3 separate regions of the Homo sapiens genome follow, and all the other regions are linked to region 1. Evidence: chromatin loops called from intact Hi-C (ENCODE). Cell type or tissue: B cell. All regions are shown on one strand. Region 1 overlaps RPS6KA5 (ribosomal protein S6 kinase A5). Region 2 overlaps RPS6KA5 (ribosomal protein S6 kinase A5). Region 3 overlaps CCDC88C (coiled-coil domain containing 88C).

What was found. Peaks named below come from ENCODE experiments on the same cell type or tissue, not always from the same donor. Only the 100,000 strongest peaks of a DNase experiment are listed, where the experiment ranks them.
Region 2: a loop joins it to region 1, with 7 times the contacts of the local background. A loop is called at or near these places in 2 of 110 quality-filtered maps.
Region 3: it touches region 1 in a loop (15-fold over the local background); 88 of 110 quality-filtered maps call a loop at or near these places.

What each region holds. Positions count from the first base shown.
Region 1 is chr14:90,901,800-90,904,299 of GRCh38, forward strand. RPS6KA5 (ribosomal protein S6 kinase A5) reads right to left here. Exons shown (of 17, transcript NM_004755.4): 9 at 1,009-1,170. Among named protein-coding and RNA genes, the nearest start is that of LINC02321, 75 kb to the left of the region's middle. In B cell, CTCF peaks have their summits at 1,387 (motif pointing right) and 1,589; a DNase peak (open chromatin) is centred at 1,422.
Region 2 is chr14:90,984,512-90,987,011 of GRCh38, forward strand. The region is part of intron 2 of RPS6KA5 (ribosomal protein S6 kinase A5); the gene reads right to left. Among named protein-coding and RNA genes, the nearest start is that of RPS6KA5, 75 kb to the right of the region's middle. RefSeq lists an enhancer at 1,488-1,537. In B cell, a CTCF peak has its summit at 1,272; DNase peaks (open chromatin) are centred at 1,520 and 2,110; H3K27ac peaks cover 345 bases.
Region 3 is chr14:91,285,159-91,287,658 of GRCh38, forward strand. All of the region lies in intron 25 of CCDC88C (coiled-coil domain containing 88C), which reads right to left. Among named protein-coding and RNA genes, the nearest start is that of GPR68, 42 kb to the left of the region's middle. In B cell, CTCF peaks have their summits at 1,503 (motif pointing left) and 1,703; DNase peaks (open chromatin) are centred at 181 and 1,473; H3K27ac peaks cover 815 bases.

The DNA of each region.
Region 1 (2,500 bases):
ATATAAAATCTAAATCTTTTTTTAACAGCAGTTAAGATTAATTACTGAAGGTAAAGAATAAGGTAACATTGTGAACTAAAGAATGTTTTTATATGGGGGTTGAGGGGCACGGTGGCTCATGCCTAGAATCCCAGCACTTTGGGAGGCCAAGGCAGGAGGATCGCTTGAGGCCAGAGTTCAAGACCAGCTTAGGCAACAAAGTAAGACCCTGTTTCTACAATTTTTTTTTAATTAGGTGGGTGTGGTGGCATGCACCTGTGGTCCCAGCTATTCAGGAGGCTGAGGCAAGAGGATCCCCTGAGCCAAGCAGTTAAAAAGGCTGCAGTGAGCTATGATCATGCCACTGCACTCCAGCCTGGGTGACAGAGTGAGACCTTGTTTCTTAAAAAAAAAAAATTTTTTTGGCTGGACGTGGTGGCTCATGCCTGTAATGCCAGCACTTTGGGAGGCCAAGGCAGGAGGATCACTTGAGGCCAGGAGTTCAAGACCAGCTTAGGCAACATAGCAAGATCCTATCTCTGCAAAAAATAGAAAAATTAGCTGGGTGTGCTGGTTTGCACCTGTGGTCTCAGCTATCCCAGAGGCTAAGGTGAGAGGATCACTTGAGCCCAGGAGTCTGAGGCTGCAGTGAGCTAGGACAGCACTGCTACACTCCAGTCTGGGCATCAGAGTGAGACCCTGTCTATATAAATAAAAATTTTTAAATATGAATAGAGGTAAAATAAAAGATTATTGTATTTTCTATAAAAGAATCTGAACAAAAATAAAATTTCAGGTATAAAATTAAAACTTCCCTTATATCAAAAATAAATGCATAAACAATATCTGCTATTGAGCAAACTATAAGCTTCGGTTAACAATGTGCAATATTTCTGCATTTAATAATTTAGAGGATATTAGAGAATCCCATTTTTATGATGCCAACAAAACTACTTCAATATGGGAAATTTAATCTTTTCTTTCAAAGGACATATGGCCAATGTGCATGTGCACAGGATGGGAAATTACCTGAAACAGCTTCTCAGAACTCTGGGGCAGGGCTGCGGGAGAATAAGTGGGATCCATTTCTGTGAACTCTTCTGCAAAGTTACTCACATCTAATTCATCTCGAATGACTGGCTTAAATGGTGCAGGCACTTTTTTGGCGGCTAAATCATCCCAATTTATTTTCTAAAACAAAGAAAGTTGGTACAAAGTAGAAATCAATAGTCAAAATGTACTTTCTAAGAATAACAAAGATAAATTAGGATTTTGACTGGTAGGGAGAGAGGATAAAAATAAGAGAACATATTTCAAATCAATAATAAAAAACATATTTTCTCCAAACAAGATCACAGCAGTTTATAGCTCCAACCAATGCTGTGCCTCAAAGATGAGACTATCGCTGTTGAATCTCAGAGTGTCCTCTGGGGGGCACCAAGACACCCTAGTTTACCTTTAAAGACAACAGAAGAATACTTTTGTCCTGAGCCTCCTCAGAAAGGTGTTAAGCCAAAAAGAAAACAAAAAACCCAAAACAAAATAAAAAACTGAAATAAAGGGTTTCCAAAGGCTCTACAGATGTGGATATTAGCTCTAAAAGAATGTTCCTATTTTCTAGAGGCAGTGTTACTTAGCTCTCTGCCTGCACTTGCTTTTCCTCCTGGGCATCCAGACAGACTGGAAAATAAATCCACTGTAAATCAGGCATGTGCTTATGTCTAGAAGTTCAAATGATACCATCATATGGATGTGATCACTCTTTTCTTATTCAACTGTGTTCAAGCATTTTAAACACTGCCTCTTATGTCCCCCATAGAATAATGCAAGCCCCTTTTCCCTCTAGGTCACTTACTGAGTTATATTACTGAAATCCAACCCTTTGCTCTGTTTCTTTGTGCTCCTTCTATCATTTAAAACAATCTCAGATAACACTTACTGAATTAAATCCTACAGGTCTCCTACTACCACATTTTTTCAAATCTAAGATGCCATTACTGATAGTAAGATACACAATTATTTTATGTATCATTAAGAAGAAAAAAGTATTAATCATAAGAATATAAGATGATGGCCACTGTAACATGCATACTGATTTCAGTGACAGTAAAATATGAAAATGTGCACTTCTTGGTTGATAAAATTTAGTAAGTTTAATCAACTACCATAAATTTTTTTTTTTTTTTGAGACGGAGTCTCGCTCTGTCGCCCAGGCTGGAGGGCAGTGGCGCGATCTCGGCTCACTACTACAAGCTCCACCTCCTGAGTTCACGCCATTCTCCTGCCTCAGCCTCCTGAGTAGCTGGGACTACAGGCGACCGCCACCATGCCCGGCTAATTTTTTGTATTTTTAGCAGAGACAGGGTTTCACTGTGTTAGCCAGGATGGTCTCGATCTCCTGACCTAGTGATCCGCCCACCTTGGCCTCCCGAAGTGCTTCAGAAAGGTGTTAAGCCAAAAAGAAAACAAACAAAAAACCCAAAACAAAATAATTACAGGTGTGAGCCACTGCGCCTGGCCC
Region 2 (2,500 bases), 83 kb after region 1:
GAAATGTGGATTTATAATTCTATTCTACCTGATGTAGACAGCAAAACGTTGACAATCTTTGCTGATAATGATTTCAGTGGCTTGACGATAAGAAATAATATATACTGAACCAAAGGAAGTGTCATAGAAAAATTTCTGGTTCCTTGGAGTAGGTTTCTTTTCAGCTTGCTTTTCCAAATGTGTGGCTCTTATTCCATTTGCCACAATTATTGTGAACCAGGTTTTAAGCACTTATGGCTATAATAAAGAAAAGTTAAAAATGACTGACAGTTTTAAAACAAGAAGACATCCATGCTGCCATGTCAGAAACCACTGCACAATTCCAACTTATTTTTTAAGCCAAGCCAAAGCAGTCTTCTTGAGCATAAACTTATCTTTCATTTTATTTGCAAAATTTGAATTTATTAAACATGTTCATAAGTAGCCTTTAATCTTTTTTTTTTTTTGAGACGGAGTTTTGCTCCTGTTGCCCAGGCTGGAGTGCAATGGCACGATCTTGGCTCACCACAACCTCCACCTTCTGGGTTCAAGCAATTCTCCTACCTCAGCTTCCCAAGTAGCTGGGATTACAACGCATGCGCCACCACGCCCATCTAATTTTTTGTATTTTTAGTAGAAATGGGGTTTTTCCATGTTAGTCAGGCTGGTCTCGAACTACCTACCTCAGGTGATCTGCCCACCTCGGCCTCCCAAAGTGCTGGGATTACAGGTGTGAGCCACTGCGCCCGGCCGCCTTTAATTTTTACATTAAAATGGTATGAGGTTAATTTGTTAGAAAATATTTTTAATTTGTAAAAACAATCAATTTAAAATGTAACATAATTAAATGCATGCAAAATTTTGTGTGTGTACACGTTTACATGCATTATTCTGAAGGGGCAACCACGAGCCAGGAATAAGAGCCATTGTTCAGAGGCCCCTGCTTTACGTCCTTCCTTGTTGTGCTCAACTTGGACATGCTGTTCTCACTAGGACCTGAATGGCTCAACCAAGGTGAGAGCAATGTTTTCTTTCACTCAAACTTTTGTTAATGCAGCTTAAAATTATACCTTGAATAGAATGTTTACTAGCCATGCTGCACTTTGGGTTCATAACAAACTTATTAACTATTGAACTTGAACTACCACTTAAAAAATACAGTAGAAATGCTCTTAAGTGACTTATACTTAGCCAGCTCCTAAGACCAACTTAGTCTTATACTCCCCTTTCCCTCTGAAAACACCCACTGCACACTGACAATCTATGACTAGTTTACATGTGTATTTCTGCACCCATGCAGTTCCATGCCAGTCACTGATACTTGTTGCTTTGCCTATTTCTACTTGTTGTATCTGTTATTCTTATTATGTAAATTCATTAAATATTACATGAACCACTGAAATGTGCATGCCAAAGAGAAAAATGAGGATGAATGCTTTGAAAGGACTAGATAAAAGCAAAACACTTTAAAGAAAGGAACTGCTGAAAAATTAGGTGTGAGTGAAACAACTATAAAAGGCTAGGGGGAGTATTCAGACTACTTAAAATCTGGCTAGTTCTCACTCTAAAGAACCTGAAACTGTTATTTTTAGATGATGGATTCAACCGTGGTTTATGCAAAATAAACTGTTTATTAACCTACATTCAGAGTCCTGTGCTTACATCCAAAGATTCACAAGTGAAGTACTCTTATACATTTTAAGTAAAAAATGTTCAAAAAATATATAATGATTTTTAAATGATTCACACTTGAACCAACTTTTTAAAATTACCTACACATACCAACTGTGTCATACGAGAGAATTTCTACTAACTGAAGAATCATATTAATCACTCCTAAAATTAATCTTTCCAGATTACTGGAATCTTGTGAAATGGTGACTTGGTCATCCACCACACTAGCTATGCCTCCAGGTGTGCTTATTTCAATCTGGTAAACATGATTACCAGAGCATCTTACTAAAAAAAAAAAATACGTTAAAATAAGAATCAAAAGAAGACTAAGATGCATATTCATAAATAATTCTCTATTTATATCTCAAAAGACAAGCTGTTTGCCTAACTAAATAGTGATGTCTTAACTGCTGGAGTTAATGACCACCTGTAGTGGGTGCTGATGGTGTTCTGCCAGGTCCCCTTTACAGGCCGGTGCATCTATTCTCCAGCTGCTGTGAGTGTTGGCTGCTGGAGAAAGGCCTCAGGTAGACAGGGGCCACCACACCTGGAAGGTTACATGCCATCATTCTCTACTCCACCCTCACTCAAGCAGCCTGCAGCCAATGACTAACACAGGTATGAAAGGCCTGCCTCTTTGCTCTTGCTCCAAAACTTCCCATGAGTCCAGGCTGAATCCAGACCACTGCTTAGACCACATGCCTGTTTAGGCTAGTCTCCTGACCACCCTCCTTCCCTCACTCTTGTTCTCCTGAGAGTGCTCCTGCAGTAAATCACATAAATCCAAATCCATGTCCCGGGATCTGCTTCTAGCTAACATGACCTAACATAGTATCAATAATAAATA
Region 3 (2,500 bases), 380 kb after region 1:
ATAAGGGCCTTACCGGAAAAGGCCCACAACTCAGTGCTCTGACAAAGGAAGAGGAGAAAAGGGCAGCAGTTTTAAATTTAGCTGCTTAAAAATAAGTCTTAAAAAAAACCCTCACTTGACAGAGGCTGTACATTTTAGGAAGTGCAGCAACCACCCGCCAGTGCTGCTTGACACACGGGCAAAACATAAGCTCGCAGGTGCAAGAGACGGGAGGGGGGCACGGCCACTCGACTTACTTAGTACGGACATCCTGGCCCAAGGACATGTGCACGTATATCCTGAGGCTCCCCCTAAAACTGTGTTGTGCTGAAGAAATGGTCCAGGGAGTGTGACAACTCATCTTCTATTTTGAAATCAGAATCCACGCTGGCTACTTTAAGCTTGAAATTGGGGGCAGGAGGAGGGGTCCGCTATCGGCCATCTGGCCTTTTAGACGCTGGCTTTTTTTGTTTGTTTGAATTTCGGAAATGAAGGAGGGTACACAATACAGACACATGATAAAGGAAAGGGATTAGAAATCTCCAATGTCGGAGAAAGAGAGAGGCTCGTTAGGAGAGGATGGGATGTCGGAGGAAGACCAGAACCGCAGGCGTTTAGAGAGAGCTGGGTGGGTCGTTGGAGACTTGTCTTTGTCCTTGTTTTTGCTTTTCAAAAAGGGACTCTTTTTGCGCGGAGGTGCTAAATTGTTATCAATCGGATAACCCAAAGGAGGAAGGAAAAAGAAAACACAAATAAATGAAATGAACAATAATGACAAATGAATCGAAATTAGCTAAATGTACTTAAGAAATCAGAATCCCGTCTTGCCCAGGAAAGATGAAAACAGTACACAGTACTCAAGAACAGAATCAGGGCTCAGTAATCATCTGTGCTCTGACTCAATTAATTTAAAGGCACCTGAACGCCAACAATTTATTTCCTCAGCGTGTGAGGAGAATTACATACTGCCCAAGGAGCCAATGGTCTGGATGATTTTTCGGTTTCAGTGTGCCAAATTATTAAACACTAATGCTTATTAATTTAGGGCCCAACTTCTCTTACTCATCCATTTTAATGATGGGGTCCCTAACAGCTCAGCTCACACAATCCTCCCGTTCCCACTCAAAGACCTTGGGAACATTCAATGATCCGTTTCAGGGCGCTGTAATCAAATACTCTACCTGAAGTATTCACTAATGATTCTGTATCTCTAAAATAATCTTTCGGCAGGATGAGTTTTAAAATAATTTAAATACCTCCTTTGCATACTAAAAAAAACCCTTCAACACCAAGAATCATGATTTCCTTTTAGATCTTCTATATACATCCTCCACTCCAATCCTCCACTCCTTAGCCTCTAGTGTCTTAACAAAGCAGACAATTGGGCTAACTTCCTAAACTGTCTTATAGTAACATTAATCGACCTAACCAATTTCTGATGTAGGATTAAAGTTGATACCAGGATTTCCATTATTTCTTCCTCCACAGCACCACCTGGTGGCCACAGTGGCTCACACCACAGAATAAGGGACCAACTTATTCAAGGCTGGTGTCCTTGTGGCCAGTTCAGGGCTAGGCTCTTGTTCGGCATCTTCAGGGACCCAGAGAGCTTTAACTGGAGGCAGTCCATGCAGTTAAGTGCATGCAGTTAAGAGCTCAGGCTCCGGAGTGCGGCCGACCTGCATTTGGGTCCCACTTACCCAAAGCAAATGTTTTACACTGCTGAGCCTCACTTTCTCACCTCTACACAGGGGAGGCCACGTCCACCTGCCTTGATAGGGTCGTTAGGATTCAATGAGATGCATAAAGCACATAAAGTAGTTAGAGGGTGCTGGGCCCAGAGGGAGCACCCAAGACATGGTGGCTGCTAGTGAACATGATCATGGTTTACAGACCTGCTTGCTCACGGATCACTTTGGACCAGTCAAGCATTTTTTTCTCTGAAAGTTTTCCTAACTCAGACTGATTATAGTTAATTAATTCCACTTAAAGAGTAATACAAGTTGAGATGACAAATGTCCAAAAATTAAACAGGAGCCAATATAAAAACCTGAGGCAACAGAACCCCTCTAGCTTAAAAAAAGTTAAGCTTCTCATTTACTTGCATGTGAGGCCTCTAATTTTTTTCCTTCTCACCCTGTCTTACGGTGCTGACTCTATCTAATCTTATCCCCATAAAGAATGACAGTGTGTTAGTCCCTGAACAATGTGCGTGAACATTATTTTTGTTAGAGATGGGGTGTCACTCTGTCACCCAGGCTGGAGTACAGTGGTATGACCATAGCTCGCTGCAGCCACGACCTCCTGGGCTCAAGTCGACTGAGCAGCTGAGACTACAGGTACGTGCCACCACACCTGGCTAAATAAAAATATATATATTGGTAGATGGGGGTTTCCCTGTGTTGCCCAGGCTAGTCCCAAACTCCTGGCCTCAAGTGATCCTCCTGTCTTGGCCCCTCAAAGTGCTGGGATTATAGGCATGAGCCACTGCACCAGGTCTTTTTTTTTTTTTTTTTTTTTT